Linked DNA regions of Homo sapiens: regions 2 and 3 are each linked to region 1. The links are chromatin contacts, found by Hi-C in ENCODE. All regions are on one chromosome and are shown on one strand. The core of a region is the stretch at or near the end of the contact, and the rest is flanking DNA. Distances in the headings are between cores, read along the strand shown. Region 1 holds the start of B3GLCT (beta 3-glucosyltransferase). Region 2 holds the start of MTMR6 (myotubularin related protein 6). Region 3 holds the start of RFXAP (regulatory factor X associated protein).

Region 1 (3,708 bases), core at 555-3,054:
ACAGTGCAAATATTCCCCTGGGGGTAATAAAAAATAGACACAGCAATACAAATGTGCATTTCAGCCCATATGTTGTATATATTATATACAAATATTATACCCCCAGTACAGCATTATAAAGTGCAGTGCTATAAATAGAATACCAATTTCAGCTACCACCCACCCATTTGGTTAGTTGCAAAACATCCAGGCAACAAGCCAACTGATGCAGCCAGGAGTCACCCAGTCGCTTTCCCAAACCTCCAACCTCCCTTTCTCCCAGGGCTGCCACCCAGCAATGCCCTTCTTCCACTGAAGCCGATTCCAGCCAAATTCAGTCGCTCCCCAAGACCAACTACAGCCTTCTCTGCCGGAGGTGCCCTAATATTTTTAATTACACTGCTGCCTAATTAATCATGCATGTAAACAATTACCAACTAATCTTGCTCTTTTCCCACACTTACTGAGCGCCTATAGAAATGCCAGAAGTACACAAATGCAGCAAATTAATCCTTATTCAGAGAGCTTAAATACAAATAAAAACAGGCTGTCAAGGTTCCGGTGGGCTAACAAGAGCAGTGCGCAATAACGCTACGTCTTTTCCTAAACTGCACCATTCTGCCATTACTAAAAAATCTGAAATCATTGCCTTTTCACACCAGCAAGTCTGGGTTAGAGGACAAAAACTCTGTAGCAGTCTGAAAAAAAAATAATTTTTCGCTCAAGCTTTCAAAGTTGAACAAATCTGATCATGAAAGTCAATTACAAGGCTGCTTTTTTTTTTTTTTTAACTTTTATCACATCGTTTTAAGATAAAGGGGGGAAATGCCCTTGCGAGGAGAAAAGAAATAAAAAAGAATGGGCATTACAGCAGCAGGAGACCGGGCAAGCACTGCTCTGCTCGCAGACGTGTCCCCTGATGTCCCCAGCGGAGACCCGAGACAGGAGCAAGCCTCCCCGCCGCGCCAGCTCCCGCGGAGGCCCAGCGGGCGCCCCTGTCCTCCTCCGGGTCGGAATCCGGGAAGGGCTGGCGCCGAGCTGGCCGCTTATCCTCAGGGGCCAGGGCACGTCCCGAAGGCCCTGCGGAGGGGCGCGCGGACACCGGGACCGCAGTCCTCGCCCCCGGGGGTCGAACAGGAGCCGCGGGGCCTCGAGGGCCGCCTCGCCGGCTCCCGTCCAGCCTCCCGCCCGGCGCGGGGCGCGCAGGACGGCGGAGCGCGGGCGGAAGGCAGGGGGGCGGGACCGCCGCCGCCGCCACTCGCGCTGTTGCAAAGTTTCTTCGGTGGCACAGTTCCTGCGCGCTTCCTGTGGGGGCGGCTGCTGCGCCCTCGCCGCCCCGTCGCCCGCCGGTTCGGGGCGGCAGAGGCTGGGAGACGCGAGTCTGGGGCCGGGGCGGCAGCGGGGACCCAAGACCGAAAGGGGCCGAGCGGGCACGCCTCGGGTCCCGGGCCCGGGTCCCACCTGGGCGCCGCGAGAGGGCGCTGCTGACGGCGCGGCGCGGCGGGGACCGGACGGCGGGACGCGCGCGCCGGCGGGGCAGGGCTGGGCCGCCCTGCGCCTCCCTCCCCGCGCCGACCGGGGCACGGGCGACTGTGCCCGCGAACCCCACGCCTCGCCCTTGCGCGCCTGGCCGCCCGCTACTTACCCAGGGAGCAGGTGAGGAGCGCGAGCAGCGCCGGCGGCGCGAGCAGCCACCAGCAGGCGGGCGGCCGCATCCTGGCGGCGGAGGCTGAGCGCCCTACCTGGGCGCGGGGAAGGGAGACGCGCGGGGAGCGGAGCTGCGCCGCTGCCGCCGCCGCCCTGCCGCCGCGGCTGACCCTTCTCTGCCGGCTCCCCTCCTCCCTCCGTCTCCGCCGCGCCATCGCCGGCCGCGCCCTCTGGCGGCCGGGAGCGGGAGCACCCCTGTGCGCGCTTCCAGCGTCTGCCGGGCTGGCGGCTGCGGCTGGTGTCCGGCCCGACGGGCTGCTGCGGTAGAGGTGGCCGCGGCTCTGCCCTCACGGCGCCCTCCTTCGAGGCGTCTGACCTCTGCCCCCTCCAGCCACCAGCCTCCACCCCTCCTCTTCCTTTCTCCTCTGCGTCCCTCCTGACCTAGGCCGCGTCCCCTGCCTTCATGCCCTCCCACCTTACCGCGTCACCCCCATCAGTAGTTCTACCTGTGAAGTGGAAGCGAGCAGTAATCACTTTTCCTCCCTGCTAATGTATTATCTGCTGTGGAAAAAAAAATGTAATCAATAGTTCAACTCTTAATATTGTTGGCACCAATGCTCTACTTTGATGAAGGTGTTTTTAATCAGCTCAACTAATTTACTTAATATCCCCTTTAAATGGAATTTGGCCAATAGCCTAGGTCTGGGATTTGGCTTTTAAACAAGTTTGTGTAAATGTAATTTTCTATAAATGTAATTTTAAGTGTTCACCATAATGGAAGAGAGTGGGTGTAATTTTATTCAAAATATAAAAATTAATTAAACTGGAATACAGAGAAGTGGAGCAATGTGGGAGTGCCTCCTGTTCCCGCAGGACTGCGAAGGGCTTTCCTCCCCAGCCCGGTAGAGTGGTGGCCCTGATAGGGGACTGGTCCTGTTGTGTTGTGTGGTGCACTGAAGGGGAAAGCATTACAAGTAAGAACTAGAGGCTCCCTTCAGTGGTTCTGAACTCCTTCGTGCCTCCCTCAAGCCTTGGCTCACTTCTGTTTCCAAGGAAGTGCACAGGACCAAGTGCTTTTCCCAGCCCTAGTTTAGCCCATGACCTCTTGAAGGCAGTTTCTATGTTTTCCTTCATATTTACTCATTTGTTGGATACCTACTATGTGACTGCAACTCTGCTAAGCACCCTAGGAATGCCAGTATCTTTCACATGGACATACAACATTCACCTACTTGCTAAACATTTAAGGAGGAGGAGGCCCTGGGAGTACAAGTAGGATGGCCCTGGGAATACAAGTAGGATGTCCTGGAGACAGAGAAGCAGGTGCTGAATAAACATTTGTAGGCTTGAGCCCTCTTAACTTGAATGCGTTTAGGGGACTTAGGCTCTAATGCATTAGGACAGTATTGTCTGCAATTGTGCAATACCTGCTGGGATTGTTTTGAAAAGGAGGCCTGGAGACAAAGAATTTTCTCTCTGTGTGGTTTATATTGACTTCTTAAAACTGGGAACTAAATATTTCACGTGTGATCCATTTAGTGTGAGTGCAAATAGTTCCCTTTTGTTCCATTCGCCCAAGGTTTATGGTCTCTTGTCAATACCATTTTGATGGGAGGAAAAAGAAATGTAGGGATCCTTCCATTTCATTTCTTAGTGAAGCATTTCAAATCTATGGTTGACTGAATTCATTGCTTTTATCCTTGGGAAATTCTCAAGCTTACCTGCCTAGTAGTTCTAGATTGTTTCCAATTTCCAAAGCTGTTTTCGCTTTTTTCCAAGAAAATATTCCTTGCATATGTGGGGTAGTAAACATTTAACCAAACTGTTTAATTAGACACAGAAGACTAATAAGCAGGGTCAAATGCCTACTCCACGTGGGTAAGCAACTCCTGGTGCTTAATCAATGTTTTCATGGAAATTCATCATGTTAGAGTATTACTATGTTCCAGAACAAGGTGTGGAAAATTAAGCCCTAAGGACAACAGAGAACACACCGTTTAAGTAATAAACTTGCCCTGGTGTCCTTCCTTTCCACAGTAGACATAGATAAATGGCACATTACAAAGCTCCATAACTCACATT
Region 2 (3,708 bases), core at 327-2,826, 5.9 Mb after region 1:
TAAAAAGTTTTGTTAAGAAAGTCTTGCTGTATGCTATACAATTCACCTCTTTCTGTTTTCTCAAAAAGCAATCCTCAGTAAAGACCTACATTACTTTTCTCTCTCTCTATATATATATATATGTGTATATATATATATATGTATATATATATATATATATATGTGTATATATATATATATATATATTTTTTTTTTTTTCTGAGCAGGATTTGTGGGGTTTTTTTTCGGGGGGAGGGGGTGGATGTGATACTGTACTAAGGTTGGTTTCTAGGTGGTTTAATGTAACTCTTATTACATATTTAGCTTAGAGGAGTCAGCAACTCCACCGCAAAGGCTGTTGTGTTTAATAACCATCTCCATTGCTTTGGCAATCTGTCTGAAACATCGTAGGCACTCAAAACAAAACAAACCAAGACAACTTGAACAAAATGAAACAAATAAGTGAAACAAAATTTTTAATTATAAAAGAAAATTTAGATGTTAGGCTTTTCTAACACCAATCACAGTATGAAAGATGAAGATTACAAACCTTAACCGGCTTAGTACAGAATACTTACAAAACGTAGAGCAGAGTTTCTCGGACTCTAACTCCTGACCTCAAGTGATCCGCCCGCCTCAGCCTCCCAAAGTTCTGGGATTACAGGCGTGAACCACCGCGCCTGGCATAGAGCAGGGTTTCTCAACCTCTGCACTGTTGTCATCTGCCGGATAATTCCCTGTAGTTGGGGGGTTGGTCTGGTGCCTAGTAGGGTGTTCAGCAGCCGACTTGTGACTTGGCCTCCACCCACCAGTTGCCCCCCGCCGCCACCCCCCCACCACCACCATTTGAGACAACCAAAAATATCTCCAGATGTTACCAAATGTCCCCCGGGGAGAAAACTCACTCCAGGCTGAGAAGTACCACATTAGACGTGTTCTAACAAAAATTACCTGTAACCCTCACCTAGAAATGTAAACTTTTTGTTTACATAAATAAAAATTACAGAGCACGGCTACATTGAACTTATTGTTCCATAGTCAGTTTTTTCTTCACTCAGTAATGCAGCATTAACATTTTCGTTATGTGATATCCCTCTACAGGATGAGTTTTAATGGATGCTGGTGCTAACATCGTATGAAATTGAGGTAGGAGGCGGGACTCTGACACCAGACCAGATTGAGGACTAGCTAATCATCATACTTTACATAAGGAATCCGTAGGATTGGAGAGTTGATTGTTTCAAATAAGGCTGGTTTCCTTATTTGGTTATTTCCTTAGAATAATAACTCCAAATCTGATTATTTCCTTAGAATACATTCTTATGAGTAGAACTGCAGCTCAAACTAAATTTGGTGCTGTCCAGTGGTATGGCGATGGACTTCAGAACATCCTCCACTCTTGCCCTCACCCCACAAGAACCCTTTACTCGGGATCCATTCTCACGCAGTCTTCCTCCCCGACCGCCCCGCGCGTCCGCTCGGCGGGATGACAAAGACCGCCTCGGGTGGGGTGGTGAGCAGTACCGGCCTCCTCCAGCAGGGGGCGCTGTGGGATCCGCCGCTGTCCGGGACGAACCAGCAAGCCGCTCTCGGTCCACACACGCTCTGTCTGCCTGCCCCGAGTCCCCCGGGAGGCCGCGGGGTTTGGGGAAGTGTTTCTAGGAGACGGCGCTCACCGGCTGCACCTGCGCCGTTGACGCCACCGGGGCCGGCAGACAGACCCGCGGCGCTGGCTGGTGGAGGGAGTTCCCGCTTGCTCTCTGTCGCTGTCACCGCCCTGTTTCTGTAGCCGTATGGTACGCCTGTGAGACCGGCTGCCGGCTGACGTCTCCTTGCGATGGAGCATATCCGGACGACCAAGGTAGTCGGGCGCGGGATCGCCAGTCTTCAGGGGCCCTGCTCTGACCCGGCTGAGGCAGGAGGAGACGAAGGCTCTGCTGGCCTGACTGGGGCTGGGAGCCGGCCCGGCGGAGACCCGGCCCGGGGCGGGAGGGTCTGGCCAGGCCTGGTCTGGGAGGGCAGGGTTAGCTTGGGCCAAGCGGGGTGCAGAGGCCTCCTGTACCTACAGGAGCAGGGGTCCCACTTTCAGCATCTTGGAGTGCGTAGAGATAAGTCTGGGAAAACTGGTCACCGCCCTCCTAGCTCTACGTTTTCTCGGGCAAAATTGGGGCTCCTTTAACTTTGGAGTCTTTCAGCCTTTCGTTGCCTCATCAACCGGAAAACCGTCTTCAAATTAACATTATGATGCTGTGTAAGCTTGTCCTTGCTCACATTTCATTGTCCCGTGTCACAGATTCACAGTACGAGTTTTGGAGGAACCGAGATCAGCACTCCGCTCCACCTCCCTTTGCTGTCTCGGTCTCCAGTCTTTCGCATCCGGTGTTTCCGTGTCTGTGCTTCATACTTCAGGCATTGTCCTGTGTCAGTAGTCAAGAGTTCTGGAGAAGGGAAAAATGTTATTCCATATTTTAAAAGGTCGGATGCAGCTTTATTCGATTGACCTTATTGCACTCCATGCTTAATTTTTGTGTGTGGAAGACCTTCATTTTGAGAACGAACAAATATTTTTATTTCGTTACAAATTTAAAAACGGAAGGAAATGACATCAGAATGTTACCAAATTACGTTTCCAACGACATTTAAGTTTAACTTTGAGAGGGAGAAAAACATAAATCGAGACGAGAAGAATAACATTTTAAAATCACTGCGAGCCCACTGCAAGGCAGCCTCTTGACGTTTTGGCAAAGCTGAAGCCCTTTAGTTGCTGCCCATCTTAAAATTACGGCTCATTTAGGGAACCACAGATGTTCGTTATCTTCATTGTTCCAAGAAGAATTTGTGTTTTTAAAAATTTTTTAAATGTTTCACAAACCTTTTAAAGGTATACATAAATTTTTATTGGAGCTTGTCTTTAACATTGTGCATACCGTATCTAGTAAAATTGAAGATTCTGAAAACTAACCCCTTAACATTTTTTTTTAAGAGAAGAAAGATAAAATAACTTGAGAATTCAAGTTGTGGGTACTTAAATTTTGAAAATGGAAGGGTGCTTAAGTCTATAACCAAACTCGTAGAAGGTGCACAGAGGAAAAGAGGACTAGAGTGGACATTGGATCAGGTTCTTGTATTGGTTCCAGATATGTATTATGTAGTAGCTAAGTGCACGTGACTTCCTTCTGCATCAGTTCGAAGCTCCTCTATTTTTCATATGCTTTCTACGGTGCATAGCACACAATCGAAAACCGGTAAAAGGCTGGGCACGGTGGCTCACGCCTGTAATCCCAGCACTGTGGGAGGCCGAGGTGGGCGGATCACTTGAGGTAAGGAGTTCGAGACCAGCCTGGACAACCTGGCAAAACCCCATATCTACTAAAAATACAAAAATTAGCCGGGCATGGTGGCAGGCGCCTGTAATCCCAGCTACTCAGAGGCTGAGGCAGGAGAATTGCTTCAACCGGGGAAGTGGAGATTGCAGTGAGCCAAGATGGCACCAGTGCACTCCAGCCTGGGCAATAGAGCGGGACTCAGTCTCAAAAAAAAAAAAGAAAGCCGGGTGGGGTGGTATGTACCTGTAGTCCCAGCTACTCGGGAGGCTGAGATGGGAGGATGGCTTGAGCCCACGAAGTGGAGGTTGCAGTGAGCCAAGATTGCGCCATTGCCCTCCAGCCTGGGTGACATAATTGGGGGGGGGGGGGCGGAAAAGAATAAAAAATCAGTAAAAGTAAACTG
Region 3 (3,708 bases), core at 698-3,197, 5.6 Mb before region 1:
GCAAACAAGGCTCACGGCAGCCTCGAACCCCTGGTCTCAAGCAATCTTCCCACTTCACCCTCCCAAGTACAGCTGGGTATACAGGCACTTGCCACCATACCTGGCTTGGATCACTTGTAACAAAATTAAATTTTTCTCTACACTAAGGGATTATATAGCTCTCACAAGAAGAAATATCTGCTTATTTGTGACAGCCTCAAAGTATACCACTAACAATGACAATAATAATGGGTAAGGTTTGCAAACTTTAGCCAGTTGCTGGACACTGTGTGAACCCTCAATATGGAATGGCTCACATATTCACAGCAACACTATGAATGACACACGATTTTAATGCCCATTTTACAGAGTTTAATAACCTATTCAAGCCACAAGGCCAGTAAATGATGCAACAGGGATTTGCACCCAGAAGTCGAACTCCAGAACACTGGTTTTACCTTTGACTCAGTTCAAATCAAACAATCCAAAAGTTTTTTGAGACTTATACCCCATTATCATCCTTTTTTTCCCCCCTCAGGGGTACTAAGAAAAGGGGTAGTGAGAACAGGGTACTAACAACAAGGATACTGAGAACAAAGTATATTAAGTATTGGGGTAGTGAGAACATGAGAACAAGGGACTAAACATAGGGGTACTGGGAACAGAGTTGTAAGAAAAGAGTACTACGTACAGGGGTACTACAGACAGGCAACTGAGTATAGCAGTACTAAAAATACGGTACTAGGAAGAGGGTTAACAGAACAGGACACTAAAAACAAAGTACTAAATACAGGAGTATTACAAATAGAGGTACTGAGAACTGGGTACTGAGAACTGGATACTGAGAATAGAGTAGTGAAAACAGAAAGAGATGACTTTCTCAGAAGTACCAACTTCATCTAGGTTCCTAAGTCTCCTTTAGCGATGAACCAGACCGATCATTTACTCTATGTCCTTCCAGCCATATCCCAGATCTATGACAGCTCTGCCGATGTCACATTATTTTTACTGAAATTTCTGCACCTATCATGAGTTCAACAGAACTGTTATTGCTTTGCACATGTTGGTATAAACTTTAATTTAGGGCAAACACTCTAATTCTCAACCACTAACCCAGTCACTGCAAACCGGCCCATTTGGAAGTGGGGAGGCAGGCCCTGCAGATGCGGTTTGCGTTAAGATCGGGTTTCTTCTTCCACCTCCCATCCCCAGGCCTCAGCTAAGTCTGATACCTCGAGTTTGACGTTTCCCGCGCTGCCAGTCGAGGCAGTCCCACCGCAGTTCAGGGCCTGGTCGCTCTTCTTCTTTTTATACTTGTCCTTGTACATCTTGTTGCGGTGTTTCTTGCACATCCACGGTTTGCGCTGCTTGGCCACCTGGCTCGTGGTCTCGCTGCAGCCTTCGTAGGTGCAGGTCTTGCTCATGCTGCCCCCACCGCTGCCCCGCCTCCGGGCGCCCCCGCTGCTGCCCTCGCCCCCCGAGTGAGTCTCCTCGTCCTCTAGATCCTCCAAACTAGCCGCGCTCTCGCCTCCCCCCGGAGGGTCCGAAGTGTCTAACAGGTCCGCCTCGTCCTCCCCAGCCTCCTCTTCGCCATCCCCGGCCCCTTCGCACAGGTACCTAACGGGCTTGCCCGCCCCAACGCTGCCCCCGGGGGCCGCAGCCTCGTCCTGCCCAGCACAGGGTTGCATCACTAGCAGGGTGAATTGAGAGGCCGCGGCCGCCACCGAGGCTGGCGCCAAGGTGGGAGCCGCAGCCGGGGCTAGGGCCGCGGGGTGGGGCACGCCGCTGGCGGCGCCCGGCCCCGCGCCCTCCGCTACACCCTGCGCCTCCATGCTGCTAAGACCTGGCCGGGGTCCACGACCCCGGGCTTTTAGCACCTGCTTGGCCTAACGGCACTTCGCGAACCAAAGACTCAGGACACGCTGGGGTAAAAGGCGCCTATACCGGGAAGGCGCCCCGACTGCGCCTGCGCGACCGCAGCCTGCGCGTCAGCGTGTGTACGCCCGCGGGCTGTCAGGGAGCGCGGCGCCTCTGGGGGCGGGGCTGAGCGCACAACCAACGGGACTGACTGCGCATGTGCGGCCGCGGCCCCTTCGGCCAGCTGGGGGATTCGTAGACAGGGTCTGGGGGCTGTGTCAGGTGAAAACCTGCAGTGGCTGGCAAGGCAGCGCCGTTTTACCTGATCCTATTGTATCTAAAGCGGTTCAAAGTATCTTCTACAGGAGTTCCAGTATGCAAATTAGGATTGTTCCTGAGCGGTCTCACGACTTGTAGTGTTAGGATGCTAATTTTATTATTTCCCCCACAAACTGCCTGCAAGGGGAGATTTGAAGCTGGGATGCAGTGGTGTCACAGCCTAGAGTCACTAGCTCGCAGTCCATGAAGGCAGAGGTGGCTTATTTGAAAATAGTGGAGCGGAGAGGGATGGGCCACACCTTTGGCCGAGTTGTATTTGCATTGAGGGATAACTTTGTTTTTTTTCTCCTGGAAACTCACTTGATTGTTAGTACTTGCTCTTTGCTGTGGCTGCTGAGATAAGTCTTAACGTTTTCGTTTAACACAGTGAAAATGTGTGAAAAGGAATACTGAATGGCAAACGTTTAAAAAAACAATGAATGTTCTACCAGTTCTATCAGTTGCTGGGCAATTGCTGGTTGTTAAATCTTGGCTTGCCCAAATCCCAGGAGAGAAAATATCCTGCCGTATCCTGAACTGTTAAGTAGATGTTCTTTTTCCCTTCATCCTATTCTTTCGCCTAGTCAGATTTCCCATCCCACCTACCGGAAAGCAATGACTTTATTCAACAAACTATAAATCCATTCACACTAAGATGTTTGGGTGCTGACATATAGGTAGATCAGTTATGTTTTAAAGAGAGGCATATGGAAGGGAGAAGGTTTGGAATTAGAGCAACCTAGGTAGTACTTCCTGTGTGACTACAGCAAGTTCGTGACAGCCTCTCCGAGCCTCAGTTTCCTCATCAGTAAAGCCTGCAGTCGGTGGTGTGCTAGCGCCAACTGATGGTAACTGGTTGCTAAAATTTCAGGAATATAATTAGCAGAAAAATTAAACACTGCTATTATTAAAAGTCTTACTACATAAACTTACAATAAGATTATATTAAAAACAAAGGGTACAAATCTCAAAACTCTTCATTTTCTAATTATTTTATTATGTTTTATCATTATCTGTGCTTTTAAGGTTATTTATGTCTATTGTATCTGTATGCGGAAATATTATTTAGTGGTGTGTTACTGCACATTTTCCCAACTCTGCCTTCAGTATGTCATGTTGATTGCTTGAAATCAGCCACTTTTGGAGTATTTACACCAGGGAAATGATCAAATGCTACGAAGCAGGTTTACACTTATTGCTGATTGTCTCTGCACTTAAGAAAGTGACAGTGAAAATGTTAATGAAGATTAAATTTAAGGCCAGGCTCAGTGGCTCCCACCTGTAATCCCAGCGCTTTGGGAGGCTCAGGCAGGTGGATCACGAGGTCACGAGTTCGAGACCAGCCTGACCAACATGATGAAACCCCGTCTCTACTAAAAATACAAAAATCAGCCAGGTGTGGTGGTCCACACCTATAATCCCAGCTACTCAGGAGGCTGAGGCATGAGAATCGCTCGAACCCAGGAGGAAGAGATTGCAGTAAGCCAAGACTGTGCCACTGCACTCCAGCCTGGGCAACAGAGTGAGACTCCATCAAAAAAGAAAAAAAGAAAA

The links. A loop is a pair of places that touch in the nucleus more often than their neighbours do. Pooled maps may share reads with other maps.
Region 2: a loop to region 1 is called in a pooled map, with 10 times the contacts of the local background. The contact joins the promoter of MTMR6 here to the promoter of B3GLCT in region 1. A Hi-C loop is called at or near these places in 6 of 50 pooled maps.
Region 3: a loop to region 1 is called in a pooled map, with 14 times the contacts of the local background. The contact joins the promoter of RFXAP here to the promoter of B3GLCT in region 1. A Hi-C loop is called at or near these places in 7 of 50 pooled maps.

The regions. Positions count from the first base shown.
Region 1 is chr13:31,198,071-31,201,778 of GRCh38, reverse strand. B3GLCT (beta 3-glucosyltransferase) reads right to left here and starts at 1,804. Exons shown (of 15, transcript NM_194318.4): 1 at 1,625-1,804. The coding sequence starts at 1,694. RefSeq lists silencers at 844-1,093, 1,154-2,053, 2,104-2,163.
Region 2 is chr13:25,285,356-25,289,063 of GRCh38, reverse strand. It overlaps MTMR6 (myotubularin related protein 6), which reads left to right and starts at 1,576. Exons shown (of 14, transcript NM_004685.5): 1 at 1,576-1,840. The coding sequence starts at 1,817. RefSeq lists enhancers at 1,263-1,432, 1,533-1,872, 1,576-2,196.
Region 3 is chr13:36,817,461-36,821,168 of GRCh38, reverse strand. RFXAP (regulatory factor X associated protein) reads right to left here and starts at 1,947. Exons shown (of 3, transcript NM_000538.4): 1 at 1,212-1,947. The coding sequence starts at 1,811. LOC124903158 (a long non-coding RNA gene) reads left to right here and starts at 2,098. Exons shown (of 2, transcript XR_007063760.1): 1 at 2,098-3,002. RefSeq lists enhancers at 1,140-1,369, 1,380-1,429 and a silencer at 1,660-2,029.